Linked DNA regions of Homo sapiens: region 1 is linked to region 2. Evidence: read pairs that join two places in POLR2A ChIA-PET (ENCODE). Cell type or tissue: PC-9. All regions are shown on one strand. Links, peaks and the distances in the headings refer to the core of each region. The heading gives the core; the rest is flanking DNA.

Region 1 (11,260 bases), core at 3,500-7,499, 74 kb before region 2:
TTGAGACAGGGTCTCGCTCTCTTGCCCAGGCTGGAGTGTAGTGGCAAGATCACAGCTCACTGCAGCCTCAAACTCCTGAGCTCCAGTGATCCTCCCACCCCAGCCTCCTGGGTAGCTGGGACTACAGATGCACACCACCACGCCCGGCTAATTTTTTGTAGAGACAGGGTTTCACCATGTTGCCCAGGCTGGACTCAACTCTTGAGCTCAAAGCGATTTGCCCGCCTCAGCCTCCCAAAGTGCTGGGATTACAGACATGAGCCACCATGCCCAGCCAGTTTCATTTTTAGGCAAAGCAACTCAGTTTCTTGGGGATCCTGCCAACCTATCCCTGGATGATGAACTTTACCCTACAACCTTCTGGATATCAACTTGGTCCAGATAAAGTGTGTAATCCTGGAATGGAATTCCAGTATCTGTTGCCAAAATAAAGTCTGCCCCCACAGTGCCAGAATCTAGAAATGATGCAAATAACAACTTCATGGACAATATTTGCTCCTAGATTCACAGAACCATTGCTTCCAATCAGCACTATAAGGGAACACCCCACCAAGGAGAGGCATGTGTGAGCAGAGCCCGTTCTTGCCATATCCCAAATTCTGCTTGATTTAAGGAGAGGCTTTCCGTTGCTATGGTACTTTGCCAGATTCCTAGGTGACCACCCCAAGTGGCCTGTCTGAATCTGTTGCCTTTGATGGAAGATGAGGCCAGAGCTCAGAACAGGAGATGTTGGGGCTCGTCCTTAGACTATGGCAATAATCATAAAGCTCTAAAAGCCTAGGGAGTGGTCACAGCCCAGAAGGCTGGCTGACTCATTGACAGGACTACCAGACCTATACCATCTCAGGTAGAACGGGTTCTTCTGCCCATCCATTCAGCACTCCTGTTTTCAAGACCAAATAAAATTGGCAGAGTGGGGCCAGGTATGGTGGCTCACGCCTGTAACCCTAGCACTCTGGGACACCAAGGTAAGTGGATCACCTGAGGTCAGGAGTTCGAGACCAGCCTGGCCAACATGGTGAAACTCTGTCTCTACTAAAAATACAAAAATTATCCGGGCGTGGTGGTGGGCACCAGTAATCCCAGCTACTCGGGAGGCTGAGGCAAGAGAATCACTTGAACCCGGGGGGCAGAGGTTGCAGTGAGCCAAGATCGCGCCACTTCACGACAGCCTGGGCGTAAAAGCCAAACTCCGTCTCAAAATATATATACAAAATAAAATAAAAAATAAAAATAAATAAAATTGGGAGAATGGATTCCAATATCCACACTCCTGAAACCCTGTTTCAGAGCACTCCCTAATGCATCCTGTTACAAAAAAATGGTTAAGTTCTTAGAAAGAAACACAAAGTAGGAGTCAAGAATCTTTGGATTTTAATCCTGCCTCAATTAATACTTCTCTATGCAAGGCCTTAGGTAATCCACATGAAACTCTCCAACCTTGTTACTTCAGCTACATAGTACAAACATGAGAATGAAGGAGAAAGATCTTCATTCAAAAGTTATTAGAATTCATTTTTTTTGAGACAGGGTCTCGCTCTGTCACCCATGCTTGGCTCACTAAAATTGCCTCCCAGATTCAAGCAACCCTTCAGCCTTACCCTCCCAAGTAGCTGGGACTACAGGTGCATGCCACCATGACCAGCTGACTTTGCTTATTTTTTGTAGAGACAGGTCTCACTATGTTGGCCAGGCTGGTCTCGAACTCCTGGGCTCAGCGATCCTCCCGCCTCAGCCTCCCAAAGTACTAGGATTACAGGTGTGAGCCACTGCTCCCAGCCGCTAGAATTTTTTTTTTTTTTTTTTTTGAGACAGAGTTTTGCTCTGTCACCCAGGCTGGAGTGCAGTGACGCGATCTCGGCTCACTGCAAGCTCCGCCTCCCGGGTTCACACCATTTTCCTGCCTCAGCCTCCCGAGTAGCTGGGACTACAGGCGCCCACCACCACGCCTGGCTAATTTTTTTGTATTTTTAGTAGAGAACGGGTTTCACCGTGTTAGCCAGGATGGTCTCGATCTCCTGACCTCCTGATCTGCCTGTCTCAGCCTCCCAAAGTGCTAGAATTCTTTTTAAACTAGCTGGCTTGATACTGAGCATTCAGTGGACAGAAGACAAAAGAAAACATTATTAACTATCACCATCATTATCATCATCATCAATTATTCCACCTCTACCTTCCCCTATCTGAAATACTAGGAATTCAAGGACACTTAAAACAGAGACACTAAGCTCCTAAAGAATAGGTCTATGCATTCTGCCCATGCCTAGCATATTGCTTGAGCATATGACTAGTGTTCCTTGTTGATGAGAGAAGGCTGAAATGAATGTTCCACTTCCTGCCCATGGGGATCCTCATTTAGAAATCCTTTCCTCAAGATTCCATGAGAAAACAATTTCTCCCTTTACAGGTGGGCAACCCAGTTTCTCTGAAAACACCTGATTTGTGGTACCCAGACTTTCAACCAGCTGAATGTGAGACGTAGGACCTGGGCACTTATTCCTGGATAAGAAAACAATGTGAGAAGGAAAAGGCACAACCACTGCTCCATTAATGTGCTAAATCACAAGGCTGCTCCCACTCAAATCAGGTGCTAATACCTCTGCAGTTACGGGGGAGGGGGGACCAGAGAGAACTCCATGGAGGTCGGCCAACTTCCTGTGGGTAAAAGGGTTGGAAGAGGACTGAGGCAGAAACTGAAAAGCCGCAAACTATATAATGGATGGGAGCCTGAAAAGACCATCATGGATTTCCATACAACTCTGACTTTATCCTTCCCTTAGATCACGTGAAGTGGCCAGGTGCGGTGGCTCACGACTGTAATCCCAGGACTTTGAGAGGCCGAGGTGGGTGGATCACCTGAAGTCAGGAGTTTGAGGCCAGCCTGGCCATTATGGTGAAACCCCAACTCTACTAAAAATACAAAAATTAGCTGGGCTTAGTGGCAGGCGCCTGTAATTCCAGCTACTCAGGAGGTTGAGGCAGGAGAATCGCTTGAACCCAGGAGGCAGAGGTTGCAGTGAGCCGAGATCACACCACCACACTCCAGCCTGGGCAACAGAGTAAGACTCCATCTCAAAAAAAAAAAAAAAAAAAAATCACGTGAAGCAGAGATCTTATCCTGCCCCCTCCCCACCAGCTTTAGAAATGGATAAAATAGGGGCTGGGCGTGGTGGCTCACGCCTGTAATCCCAGCACTTTGGGAGGCTGAGGCGGGCAGATCACGAGGCCAGGAGATCACGACCATCCTGGCTAACACGGTGAAACCCCTTCTCTACTAAAAATACAAAAAATTAGCCGGGTGTAGTGGTGGGTGCCTGTAGTCCCAGCTACTCGGGAGGCTGAGGCAGGAGAATGGCATGAACCCAGGAGGCAGAGCTTGCAGCGAGCCGAGATCGCGCCACTGCACTCCAGCCTGGGCGACAGAGTAAGACTCCATCTCAAAAAAAAAAAAAAAAAAAAAAAAAAAAAATCACGTGAAGCAGAGATCTTATCCTGCCCCCTCCCACCAGCTTTAGAAATGGATAAAATAAGACCTTAACTGGACTAATTCACAGTTTGATGAGACTTTAAACAAGATACAATTCAAAGTGATTCGAAATGGTGTTACCAGGAGCACTAGGTCTCAGGAGATCCTACACGGTAAAGAGGCGATACCAAGGGGCTGGGCCTCTATATGCCAGCCTCACTTGAACCAGAGCAGCCCTAATTTTTATGTTGGTTTTTTTTTTTGTATATAAGATTTCATTTGAAAAAGGGTCATGTTGCTTAAACAAACTGCTGTAGGTCAACGTTCTCACTGTAAACAGGAAGAACTTAGGTCCACAAAGGTTAACAGACTTCACCAGAATCAATCTCCTGACCTCCCCCAAAGAGGGCTTATCCCACTTACCTAGGACTGCCCCTCTGCCAGTCAAAAAACAAGATTAAACTAAGATAGATAAGCATCCAAGTAGTTATCCTAAATGAAGTCTAGTAACTAACTGGGAGGTAGAAGGTTACTTCAGCAGACACTCTCCCTCCCAAATAGTGAAAACAGAGAAGAATTAAGACAGGATCCCCACCATTCCTTAGTTTTAGTGCTGGACAAATTCAGGGAATGAGAGGGATTAGAGTTCCAGGAGGAAGGCCTGAACTGTTCTGTTCAAGATTCTCTGGGGCAGATCACTATTTCTTTGATGCAAACTCAACTAGTAATTTCTGCTCATAGCTTTCCCCAACTTAACAAAGAAACATGGAAGGTAAATTGTTCCTAACTAGTTGAAGTCTACATGCCTCCACTAATTATGTCTGTTACCTGAAAGGGACTCTCCCTCCTACTCGCATTCCTCTATATCCCAAAGTAATTCTCACCTGGGGCTTCTAATAATGTAGCTAGTTGTAGCCTAGTGAAGAGAATAGGAGGATGATAGAGTAGTTACAGATTTACAGCCCCACATAGGAGCTAGTTCAGAGAGTTTTCCTCTTGCCTCTCCATTTGAAACCCTGAACTCTTTTTTAGGTTGTATGGTTTTAAACAGGGGATTCTCCAGGGAACTGAACCTCGAAAGAGGTAAAATACATGAGAGGATAGTTTTTAAGAACAGTGGTGCCTCAGCCCAGATATATGCTTACAGAGGAAATACTCTAGTCAGATGGAGAAGAGGAGATGAGAATTTCAGAATTACCCGAGCTAGGTGCTAGAGTAAGATAAACAGTGTGTTTGTGCCCCCACAAGGTGACTAGGGGAGATGCTTAGGAAAAGATGGAGCCCAGAAATTGGTCCTGTGGAAACTAGCGCCAGGGGGAAGGAACTCCAGCTATGACTTAGGGTTCTTCTAACTTTGGATGAGAGGCAATAATTCCAAATAAGGTCAATATTGTCCTCCAAAATCCTTTTTCCTAGAGCTAAGAGACCATGGAATAAGGAGGGCTCCTACTTTACTGGCACCAGGGAATGAGAAAGTAGGTTAAACAGCTTCAACTATCAGTTGAGAAAATGCCTATGTCAGGACAACTCTTTGTAGGCAAACTGGTATAACCAGTCAAACACTTCAATGGTTCCAGATTAGCAAATTAAAAACAAGGATTCAGCTTGCTCTATCTCAAGAAGAGGGAGCTTGAAAGACAGAAATCATTTAGTCCCCTCAATTTCCTTCTCCAAAGGCTTTGCCTCTTAAAGGAAAATAGACCCTCCCCAATTGAGCAGAGTTAAGGGTGTCAAACTGGTCTTGTACATACCCCTCTTGACCCAGAACCAAAATTGCTACAGGATACTAAGATATAATATAAATGTCCCTTAGTTAAAATTTTGATTCTACTTCCTGGCCATATTAGCAAAAACCAAAACAAGTTCTGACACCAAAGACTCACCCCTCTTTCTGGTAGTAAATGTATGAAGAAGGACAGAGCACTGAACATGTTGAGTTTAAGCAAGAGGAAAAGGTTATGAAGAAAATATTAAGTCAGAGAAAAGCAGCACTGTCTCTAGATCCTTGAGAGACTCCAGCAGGTATGCTCAAGCTCAGAGCTGGGGGCCAAAAAATCTACAACTTCTCTGCTTCAGAGGAGGTGAGAAGTAGGATGGTGTTCATGCCTTAGATAGTGATTCTTTCTCTCCTTCTTTAAAAACTAGAGAAATACATCAGTATTACTTTGCTGACTCTTTAGACAATGTGACCCACATTTTTCAGAATATCTTTTGGCTTCTAAAGCTAAATATGGGGAGTTTTCCTTCCCTCCTACCTCAGATTTAACTTGTGTATAATTGCCTCCACCCCAATAATCTCTACTTCAATGAGCCCAAGTGTTTTTATTCCCTACCACTTCAATTCACTTCTTCCTCTTTCCAGCAACCTCATGTTGCTCTGAATAACACTTCACAACTAGGTTTGAGCCTGAACCATGACAAAGTAACTTCCCAGAAGATCCAGCATGCTCTGATGATTCCAAGAGCTGCAACTAGAGCACTAAATCAATGACTCAACAGTATAAGGCTCAGAAGCCTGGTACATGTTAATTTATAAACAGGTAACAGCAAGGATGCCTTCCAGATGGTCAAGAGCTTAATAAAAAAAAAAAAAAAACTGAGGAAAAAGGGAAGGTTTAAATCACTCAGTCTCTTCCAATAACAAGTAAATGAAGAAAGTCTGAAGATCAAAGTGAGAATGATGCAGATCCTAGATCCTAAATGGGAAATTTTTTCATACCAACTGCTTTTCCCAACAGAACCAAGTAATGGGAAAATTACTGTCATTCCCTCGGCAGAAACTAACATAAAGGGACTCTTTTAGGACTCTCTTCCCAAATACAACTTACCCTTTCCTTTCTCAGTGGCCTTCACTTCTCCAGGCTTCTGTTCTTAAGAGTACAAAGAAAACCATCTGGGTAGCACTAAAAGCCAAAACTCTCTCATTGGTGTATCTTATAAATCAATTCTGAAATTTTCCAATACTCTCAGTTTCCACAATCTCAAACCTAAGTTTCAGACATCCTGGAAAAAAGCCATTAGCATTTAAAAAGGCTTTAGTCGGCCCAGCATGGTGGCTCACACCTGTAATCCCAGCACTTTGGGAGGCCAAGGTGGATGGATCACTTGAGTTCAGGAGTTTGAGACCAGCCTGGCCAATATGGTGAAACCCCATCTCTACTGAAAATAAAAAAAATTAGCCAGGTGTGGTGGTTGGCACTTTTAATCCTAGCTACTAAGGAGCCTGAGGCAGGAGAATCGCTTGAACTTGGGAGGCGGACGTTGCAGTGAGCCGAGACCGCGACATTGCACTCCAGCCTGAGTGACAGAGCAAGAGACGCTGCCTCCAAAAAAAAGCCTTTAGTCTAGTCTAGTTCTCTTTCTCATAGAATTGACTGCTTAAACTGCTTTAAGCCTCTCTGGTGGTTTCCTCCCACTTCCTTCCTAGCTTAGGATCATCTAATGATGGAGCTGGGTAGAAAAATATGAAGACATCTATGATTCCAAAATAAAGGAGGAAAGGGTAGGTAGAAGATTCAGCGAAGTAAAACTGATAACACGACTGAAAGGACAGGCTTTTTCTCATTTTTCTTACATGTCTCTGGGATTTGGATTTACCTGTACCAGACGCTGAGCCCTCTCAGTCACTTGGCTTTGCAAAACTCAAGAGAAAGCGTTATCTCCTCACTTCCCATGGAGTATCCACCCACCCAAACACCCCTGCTGGGAGAAAACTCACGTAAAGGCAAAGAAGAGTGTCGTAGCTCCCACTAGGAAGATGGCGGCTGCAGAGACCGGGACATACTTGCTGGGTTTGAATCTCTTTCCAGACTCTGCGGGCATGTTGGAGCTCTGATGGGAAATCTGCCCTGCCGCATAGCCCAGGCCCACACAGCGGCAGAACAGACAAGAAAATGGGAGGAGGGAAGCAACAGAGAGGAGTACAAAAGAAAACCAGGGAAACAGAAAACTTTATCACCCTTCCCCCTCCCAAATAAAGCCAAAGGTCAAAAGATCTCAAATGAAGGAAAGCACATGGGAGGGGGAAAGGTGATTCCAAATGATGAATAACCACCTCCCCAGAACAAGGCAGAAGGGAAGATTAAGAAACACAACTTGTACAGTTTAAAAACTGGAGACAAACAGTAGGCTGTACACATGCAAATGGTTGCAGGTGGAAAACATGGACAGTCAGACAGATCAAGATACAGCTCATGGATGGAGGCAGGTCTTCAAAAGAAGGAGAGAATATCAGGGTATGGCAAAAAAACTTTGGGCAAAGAAAAATTCTTCTGAGATACTATAGTACCTCCACGACTACAGTTCCATAAAATGTGAGCTGCACCTAAAAGAGGTGTGCCCTGTGTTTCTATTTCTATTTCAATCCAAGAAGGAACCTGAGGCCCCTTCCAACTTTAAAGAGGAGCTTTGTTTACTGCAGTCTTTGTCTCTTTTAGGTAGTCTTCTCAATGCCACCACTCCCACACCCTGACTTCACCAGGGCTTGTAGTCTGGCAATGGTGGTTTAATTTATTTCTCTCTTGATGGCTAAAGCTGGACAACAGCTGTTCTAAGTTTGAGCTGTAAATCCTTTTCTTTGAAGGGGCAAGGAAAACAGGGCAAGCTTCTCTGTCTTCAATCTCTTCTTGTTATTCCCAAGCCCTTTAAGGGCTCTGTTTCCTACAAAGTTCATGTAAAACTAAAGGGAAACTTAAAATCCTTGAAGCCATGTTCTTCCCAATAGGCAGAATAAGATGAAGAAATCAATTCCAATTGATGACACTTCAAAAGTTTACTGTGGATGAAAACGAAGTTCCAAAGATGTCCCTGTTTCCAGACTAGTCAATGTCTCTTATCTTTCTTCAGTCTTCAGCTTTCCAGATGCAGAGTTCAACCAGGTTACTGTGTCTCACCTGGAGAAAAACAAGTATCTTTATCAGAGAATTCTTTCAGGGTATTTCTTAGACACCAAGGCTAAAATTCCACAGGCTGCTGTTAAAAAGTACTTTCTGAAAGAAAGACTGTTTTCCATTTCACTTACATGTATGTGGGTAAGAAGGGACTCTGAATTCAGAGGAAAACTGACTTGAGAATCCTTTGCTCTGTTCAGATTGGAAGCAGAACATGGCTTCACCTGGCCAAAGGACATCAAAGGACTAGCTCTTGTAAGGGGCCCATCTCACCTGACATAGATGGTAGTAACAAATACCAAGAATATCAAAATCACAAACAAGGGCACAGCAGTGAAGGGCAGTCCTAGAACAAAGATTTCTCTTTGGACAAGAAGAGTGTTTATTGTTATAGTGAAAAAAGAAAAAAATTAACCTCAAAATTAGGAAAGCAAGTCTCATTTTCTTTCTCTGTGTGTTTCTTTTGCTCCTCTATGCTTTTTAGTTACAATCCTGAAGAGGTAGAAGCTGAATTTTTGGTCTTTTGGAATCACCCATTAGAACACTGGGTAAGAAATGTTCTTGCAGAGAAAGCCATGATGCCCTCTATGAGAAACTGAATAAGCATAGCATAGGGTTGGTTCTTTTTTCCCAATTCAACAGTTTATTATTCCTATATTGGCCTAAGGTAACTGAGCCCCACCTGCCCCAATATGATTAAAAGTAACAATTATTTCTGTTGATGACAATAACAAACTAACACCAGCACCTTGGGATTTTATAAAATGCTTTTCATCTGGTGATCTAAAAGCACTTTACTCACATTATCTGGTGACGCAGTCCCTTATCCCACTCTTTAAAATTGAAGGCTACAGAATGCCCGAGGACATTCCACTGAATCACCTCAGGTTCAGAACTCAAGAGGTCACATGCCCCTCTGGTGACACAAACCCTTTCTACCTTTTCATCCACTACCTGCCCAGAGATGATAACTTGGAATCTGCAAGCCAAAAATTTTAAGTTAGAATTTTAAAAGAAAGTAGTTTTATTCCCTTCTCTACTAAAAATACAAAAATTAGCCGGGCGGGCGCCTGTAGTCCCAGCTACTCAGGAGGCTGAGGCAGGAGAATCACTTGAACCCAGGAGGCGGAGGTTGCAGTGAGCCACTGCACTACAGCCTGGGCAACAGAGCAAGACTCTGTCTCAAAAAAAAAAAAAAAAAAATCAGAAGATTCAGATAACAAAATATAAATGTGCCCTATAATGTACCACTTCCTCTCTCACCTATGGCATGGAAGGCAAAGGTGCCTTCCCTTACGATTCATTTCTCTCTTTAAAATTAGGGTTTCAGAGGGCCAAACAGCAGTATTAGAATACAGTGAGCGCCAAAAGATTCTAAGAAACTGTTATAGTCCTAGAAAACATAAATCCTCTCTAGTCCCTGATTTAATGATTATTTAACTCTCAGTTTCCTACAGGAATGGAAGCCTAACATTTGGAATGTAGGCCTCAGTAACTTTGTTAACAAAAGCAAACTCTTGATTTGTAGACAATATGTACTTTTTTTTTTTTTTTGAAACACAGTTTCCCTCTGTCACCCAGGCTGAAGTGCATGGTGTGATCTCAGCTCACTGCAACCTCCGAGTCCCGGATTCAAGCAATTCTCCTGTCTCAGCCTCCCGAGCAGCTGGGATTACAGGAGGGCACCACCACACCCAGCTAATTTTGTATTTTTAGTAGAGATGGGGTTTCACCATGTTGCCCAGGCTGGTCTCGAACTCCTGACCTCCAGGTGATCTGCCTCCTCACCCAAAGTGCTGGGATTACAGGTGTGAGACACTCTGCCCAGCCAATATGTACTATTAAAGCAAACTTTTCCCTCAAAATCCCAAAGACTAGAAAAGATGGAAAATTATACTACTTAAATTTTATCTAGAGTAGAATATCATTTAGATACTATATATTGTTTCATATATTTTCCACAGGAAAAAAGTCACATGGACTAATATTGACATAGTAATACAGAGTCATGAAAGGCCATGCAATTTTGGGAGTATAATACTGGGAACACAAAAGAGAACAGCATCTGAGATGCTTGGGGGCTACACAGTAGAAGGGAAATCAAAAACCTAACAATTTATTGGGTATAAATAAAGATGAACCAATTCTTAGCAAAAGAATGTGCTGCAGATACTAGGATGAAACCACAAGGGTGAGTATGGTTCATCAGAGTCAACAGTTTGAATCCATACTAGTATCAAAAAAGTATACAAGAATATGTATGCCAGCTGGGCACGGGGGCTCACGCCTGTAATCCCAGCACTTTGGGAGGCCGAGGCGGGCGGATCATTTGAGGTCAGGAGTTCGAGACCAGCCTGGCCAACATACCAAAACCCTGTCTCTACTAAAAATACAAACAAATGAGCAGGGCGTGATGGGGCATGCCTGAAATCCCAGCTACTAGGGAGGCTGAGACACGAGAATCGCTTGAACCCGGGAGGTGGAAGTTGCAGTGAGCCAAGATAGCAGCCACTGCACTCCAGCCTGGGCGACAGAGCCAGACTCCGTCTCAAAAATGAGAAAAAAAGTAATATGTATGCCATATTGAGGCACAGAGTAAACTATGAAATGGAAATATGTATATGTAAAACAAACAATACAGGATATGTGGTTTGAAGGCTTTAATAAGGTTTAATACAGGTATTTCCTTAAATAGGTGGATACCAGCAGTACCAAGGACAACACAACTATTTTTTGTTGAAATAAGCGGTGTAACAGTACAATAGAGTAAATCTAAATGCACAGTAATGGAGGTACCATGGAATAATTCACATGTCAAGGTATGGGAGAAAGAGCCAAGAAGTTTAATGTGGGTGTTATCATTATATACCGAGGTAGCAAAATACATGGCAATATAATTTTGTAA
Region 2 (6,333 bases), core at 2,125-6,124:
AGTCCTTCATAGCTGGAACTACAGACACGTACCACACCCGGATAATTTTTAAAATTTTTTGTAGAGATGAGGTCTGTCTATGTTGCCCAGAGGCTAGTCTCGAAATTCTAGCCTCAAGCAATCCTCCTACCTCAGCCTCTCAGTGTTGGAATTACAGGCACACTGAGCCAGACCTAAGTATTGTTTTTACAGTTTAAAAAAAAACAAAAAACAAAAAAAACAGCTTAAAAAAAAGTTTTCCTTTTTTTTTTAAAAAGGGAGGTGGGTAGATTAGTTCAATGGTTATCAAACATTTTAAAGCAGCAGAACTGCTTTCAAACAAAGGCATGTCTGAAGCCCACAATATAAAATGGACCCTGGCTGAGGCTGGGTGGGGAGCTCAGAGCCCAGCTGGTCCGTTTCCCTCTCACAGGAAGTGGTGAACCCTTCCCCACTGCTCAGGCTCCCCACACCCCACTCCCACCATGACTCCAGAAACAGCTTTGCAAAGTCCTAGGGCTCCGAGGAACAAAGTCTGAAAACAACTACATTGGATCGTTTTGTAAGTTTATTATTAGTATTATCATTATTACCTACTTAATAACATAATACATGTAAATGATAACAAATTCACATAACACAAAAATTAAAAGAATTAGAGTCCCAAGACTCCTTTGACCCAAAAATGAGCAAAAAAATTTTTTGTCTATTTTATGTCTATAGCTCTCTAGCCCTCTAGCCCTATATATTAATGAATGCATATGGGTATTCTTCTTTTTTTTTTTTTTTTTGAGACAGAGTCTCGGTCTGTCACCCAGGCTGGAATGCAGTGGTGCGATCTCAGCTGACTGCAACCTCTGTCTCCCAGGTTGAAGTTATTCTCCTGCTGGGACTACAGGCGCGTGCCACCACACCTGGCTAATTTTTGTATTTTTAACAGAGACAGGGTTTCCTGGTGTTGGCCAGGCTGGTCTTGAACTCCTGACCTCAAGTGATCCGCCCACCTCAGCCTCCCAAAGTGCTGGGATTACAGGTGTGAGACACCGCGCCTGGCCCGCCCGCCCCATTTTTTTTTTTTTTTTTTGAGATGGTGTCTCGCTCTGTTGCCCAGGCTGGAGTGCAGTGGCGCAATCTCGGCTCACTGCAAGCTCCGCCTCCCGGGTTCATGCCATTCTCCTGCCTCAGCCTCCCAAGTAGTTGGGACCACAGGCGCCTGCCACCATGCCCGGCTAAGTTTTGTATTTTTTTGGCAGAGACAGGGTTTCATCTTGTTAGCCAGGATGGTCTTGATCTTCTGACCTCGTGGTCCGCCCGCCTCAGCCTCCCAAAGTGCTGGGATTACAGGCATGAGCCACCGCGCCCGGCCTTTTTTTTTTGAGACAGAGTCTTGCTCTGTCATCCAGGCTGGAGTGCAGTGGCGCGATCTCGGCTCACTGCAGCCTCTGCCTCCCAGGTTCAAGCGATTCTCCTGCCTCAGCCTCCTGAGTAGCTGGGATTACAGGTGCACACCACCATGCCAGGGTAATTTCTTGTATTTTCAGTAGAGACGGAGTTTCACTATGTTAGTTAGCCAGACTGGTCTCGAACTCCTGACCTTGTGAATCGCCTGCCTCGGCCTGCCAAAGTGTTGCGATTACAGGCGTGAGTCACCGCGCCTGGCCTTTTTTCTTTCTTCCTTTTTTTTTTTTTGAGACAGAGTTTTGCTGTTTCACTCAGGCTGGAGTGAAGTGGCATGATCTCAGCTCACTGCAACCTTCACTCTCTTGGGTTCAAGCGATTCTCCTGCCTCAGCCTCCTGAGTAGTTGGGATTATAGGCGCCTGCCACCATGCCAGGCTAATTTTTGTGTTTTTAATAGAGACAGGGTTTTGCCATGTTGGCCAGGCTGGTCTTGAACTCCTGACCTCAGGTGTTCCACCCACCTCAGCCTCCCAAAGTGCTGGGATTACAGGTGTGAGCCACCATGCCCAGCCGTACCCCCAACTTTTTTTTTTTTAATGGAGACAGGTTTCGCCATGCTGCCCAGGCTGGTCTTGAAGGCCTTGGCCTCCCAAAGTCCTAGCATACCTTCAACTCCTTGAACTTACAGATGAGAGCCACCATGCCCGGCCCGGCTTTCTCCTTCTTTGTTTTTTTTTTTGTTTTTGTTTTGTTTTTGTTTTTTTTTTTGAGACGGAGTCTTGCTCTGTCGCCCAGGCTGGAGTGCAGTGGCGTCATCTCGGCTCACTGCAACCTCCGCCTCCCAGGTTCAAGCAATTCTCCTGCCTCAGCCTCCTGAATAGCTGGGATTACAGGTGCCCGCCACCATGCCCAGCTAATTTTTGTATTTTTAGTAGAGACAGGGTTTCACCATGTTGGTCAGGCTGGTCTCGAACCCCTGACCTCGTGATCCACCTGCCTCGGCCTCCCAAAGTGCTGGGATTACAGGTGTGAGCCACCACGCCCAGCCTGGCTTTCTGCTTCTTAATCTTTTGAGGTAGATAGCATCATCACTATTTTACTGTACCTGCCCGGTTATTTTTATTCTAAAGCAGTTGATGAATGCCAGAGACTTGTCTAAGGTCTCATTAGAAGAACAGTCTAGTTCCTGGAGTGACCTAATGCTCCTGCCAAGGTCTTCACCTGCTCTGCAGTCCATCCCTGATACTGTAGCTCCAACATTCCCTCTGTCCTTTCTTTCCCCAGCGCTGGGTCCCCCTTCAGAGTCCTCTCAGGACCCTCCTCTGCAGACACTGCCCATTCCTGGGCACTCACCTGGGCTGTGGAAGATCTGAGAGACTGAGGTGACACCTTTGGTCGTGAAGCCCTTCAGGGCCTGGTGGACACAGGTGAAGTCCTTGGGGTAAGAGAGGATGCTCTCCAGGTTTGTTTTGGTGTTCTCCCCAGCCCCTGCAACAAAGGGCAGAGATGAAAGATACTTGCAGGATGAGTCGGGGGCCTTCCTTGGGAATGAGGGTTGGGGACCAGGCTGGAATGGAGGGTATTCCCTGCTTTGGAGGGGATCACAGATCATCTGAGCTGGAAGTGTTCTCTCAATCTCTCTTTTTTTTTTTTTTTTTTTTTTTTTTGAGACAGAGTCTTGCTTTGTTGCCCAGGCTGGAATGCAGTGGTGCAATCTCAGCTCACTTGAATCTCCAGGTTCAAGCAATCCTCCCACCTCTGCCTCCCAAGTAGCTGGGACAATAAGCATGCATCACTATGCCTGGCTAATTTTTGCATTTTTAGTAGAGATGGGGTTTCAACATGTTGGCCAGGCTGGTCTTGAACTCCTGCCTTGGCCTCCCAAAGTGCCAGGATTATAGGTGTGAGTCACCGTGCCCAGCCAAGAAAGATTCTGTAGCCTTTTTAGAATTCTCTCTGGGGAGTAATAGCTCTGTCCCCACTGCTTGTAGTAATTTGTTTGTGCCATTCCTAGGGTAATTACCAAATGGGACTTGACAGTAATCCCTCAAGATGGCAGAGGATTTACATTTTTTTGACCTCCCACTAAGTCAGACACTAGGCTGCTTCTTTTTTTTTTTTGAGACAGAGTCTTGCTCAGTCTTCCCAGGCTGGAGTGCAGTGGCATGATTTCGGCTCACTGCAACCTCTGCCTCCCGTGTTCAAGTGATTCTCCTGCCTCAGCCTCCTGAGTAGCTGGGGTTACAGGTGTGCACCACCATGCCTAGCTAATTTCTTTTTATTTTTAGTAGAGACGGGGTTTCACCATGTTAGTCAGGCTGGTCTCGAACTCCTGACCTCGTGATCTGCCCGCCTCGGCCTCCTAAAATGCTGGGATTACAGGTGTGAACCACCGCATCCGGCCTGGCTTTCTGCTTCTTAATCTTTTGAGGTAGATAGCATCATCACTATTTTACACAAGAGGACTCAAGGCTCAGAGAGGTTAAAGTGATCTGCCCAAGGTCACAGAGCTAGAAGGCAGTACTAACCACATCTACTCTAGGTCTATCTCTGATAATTTTTTTTTTTTTTTGAGACAGAGTCTCGCTCTGTCACCCAGACTGTAGTGCAATGGTGCGGTCTCGGCTCACTGCAACCTCCACCTCCTGGGTTCAAGCGATTCTCCTGCCTCAGCTGCCCAAGTAGCTGGGATTACAGGCATGCACCACCACTCCCTGATAATTTTTGTATTTTTAGTAGAGACAGGGTTTCACCATGTTGGCCAGGCTGGTCTTGAACTCCTGACCTCAGGTGATCCACCCGCCTTGGCCTCCCAAAGTGCTGGGATTACAGGCGTGAGCCACTGCGCCTAATTTCATCTTTCTTATCACCTCTCCTTGCCATGAAACATGGTTAGTGGCTGCGACCTTATTTTATATGTTCTTGTATAGTCACAGAGTTTTACAAGCAATCGTGCCTATTACATCACTGTGAAATGATGGAATGTTCAAGAATGAAAAGATACATCCCTCTACCCCACCCCCAATATATAATAGCCCATTTTTACAGCTTCTTCCCAGAGGCATGGCTTTGTAAGTGTCTGGATTGGTGACTCTTATGGGAGTGTCCAACAAATGACCTGGAGAGAATTCAAGCAGGGTCTTACCGAGCAGGACCTGGGTAAGGAGGCTGGCGATGCTGAATGGGGAAAAGGCCATGTTGGTCTCCACCTTCTTCATTGCTGAGAAGGCGTGGTAGAGCTTCAGGGAGAAATCTACCAAAGCATCCCCCAACACGGCCTCTGTTGAATGACTCTCCAAGTCAGAGCAGAGAGTAACAGGTCCTGGGCAGAAGGACCCAGTAGTGGGCTGGGTAGGAGAATCTGTTGGGAGCTGGGTAGTTGGTTGGGTGGGTTGGATGGTGGGTTGGGTGGTGGGCTCTGTGGTGGGTTGTGTGGTGGGTTCATCAGTGGTATTAGCTGTTATTTTGGTGGCTGAATTGGTTGTTGAGTTGGTTGTCGGCAAGCTGGAAACCTCCAGGATGGGTTCAACGAATAGCATCTTGGAGATAACTGTTGTTGCGACCTTCCCTTCGCCTCTGTCTTGCAAACTCTCTGGATCCTGGGAGCTGGAGCTGGTAGCATTTGGATTTGAGGAGGCTCTATCCTGTGGTTCAAGAAACTGAGTTTCATTTTTTTCTTACTACGAGGCACAGTCCTCTAAAATACTCAAAGCAGGAAGAGAAGGTGTGGATGTGGAAAATGTCCTGTACAAGAGAGTAATTTCTGACAGTGCGGCAGATGAGCAATCTGTCTTAGAACCACCACCACTAATTCCTCAGAGAAGGGGCAATACAGGGTGAGGGTGGGGGTGCACAGGAATGTGCTCTGCAGAAGATGAGGGATAGTCAGGGACTCTGTAATCTCTGACCAATTACTGCCCTGTAGGAAGTTGTTTTCCAAACAGTGAAGCTGAGTGTTGTCATTTATCTATGTTCTTGCAATTTCCTGTAAATATCTACCTGTTTGACTCACTTGCTTGGCTAGTACAGACATTTGAACTTGTGCTCCTTGATTTAGAACAGTAAATTTTTAAACTGTGGGTTGCAACCCATTAGTGGGTGTGGAAAAACAGTACACATTAGGAAGGGAACGAAGAAAGGGAAGGAGGAAAGAAGGGAGGCAGGAAGGGAGGGAGAGAGAAGTAGTATAGGCCAGCGGCTCTGAAACAATTTTGACTCCCAGGGGATATTTGGCAATGTCCAGAGACATTTTTGGTTGTCACAGGGAGACAGCAGGGAAGATGCTACCGGAATCTAGTGCGTAGAGGCTAGAGATATACTGCAAAACATCCTAAAATGCGCAGGGTAGCCCCTCAGCAATGAATTATCCAGCCCCAATGTCAACAGATCCTCCACTGAGAAACCACGCATTAGCTCCATTTCACAGGTAGAGAAACTCATACCGACACATATTAACTAGTCCAGGGTCTCACAGAAATGGGAGAAACAGCTAGGGGTCAAAACAAGGTCTCTGATTCCAAACTCCCTGCTCATAACTACATCATCTGCTGAGTATGTGATACCAACTTGCGCGTGCACACACACACACACGCACATACACACACCCCTACCTACCTTTCTCCTGGGATCCTGCACTTCTTAGCCTTATTTCTAGTCCATGACCTCCCAGACCACTGGGACCTCTCACTGCTATTGACCCCCACCCAGACCCACGTATGTTTGCTACCATTCTTCCCTGTCTTCACAGGCCCTAGCCTGGGACCACCGTCTGTGTCACAGCAGCCAAACCTCTCCTCCCCACAGCTCTTTTCTACAACAAACTCTTGCTTTGATATCACAAAATGCTTCCCATCTCCTTGCCCTATGTGATCCTCCTGCCAAGCCTGCTTGGTGGACAGGGTGGGATCTGTTTATTCAACATTTTATAAATCAGGAGGAGTAGGCTGAGAAAAGT

The links. Peaks named below come from ENCODE experiments on the same cell type or tissue, not always from the same donor. Only the 100,000 strongest peaks of a DNase experiment are listed, where the experiment ranks them.
Region 1: POLR2A ChIA-PET joins it to region 2 with 10 read pairs; 2 of 35 experiments call an interaction of 5 or more read pairs at or near these places.

Annotation. Positions count from the first base shown.
Region 1 is chr11:57,669,119-57,680,378 of GRCh38, reverse strand. It overlaps ZDHHC5 (zDHHC palmitoyltransferase 5), which reads right to left. Exons shown (of 12, transcript NM_015457.3): 2 at 7,185-8,358. The coding sequence starts at 7,288. Among named protein-coding and RNA genes, the nearest start is that of ZDHHC5, 6.6 kb to the right of the region's middle. RefSeq lists an enhancer at 11,187-11,260. In PC-9, for the core only: no CTCF peak of the experiment used is centred there; DNase peaks (open chromatin) are centred at 5,008 and 5,938; H3K4me3 peaks cover 329 bases; H3K27ac peaks cover 2,242 bases.
Region 2 is chr11:57,598,569-57,604,901 of GRCh38, reverse strand. SERPING1 (serpin family G member 1) reads right to left here. Exons shown (of 8, transcript NM_000062.3): 3 at 4,525-5,023; 4 at 2,733-2,867. Among named protein-coding and RNA genes, the nearest start is that of SERPING1, 4.0 kb to the right of the region's middle. In PC-9, for the core only: no CTCF peak of the experiment used is centred there; no DNase peak of the experiment used is centred there; H3K27me3 peaks cover 1,034 bases.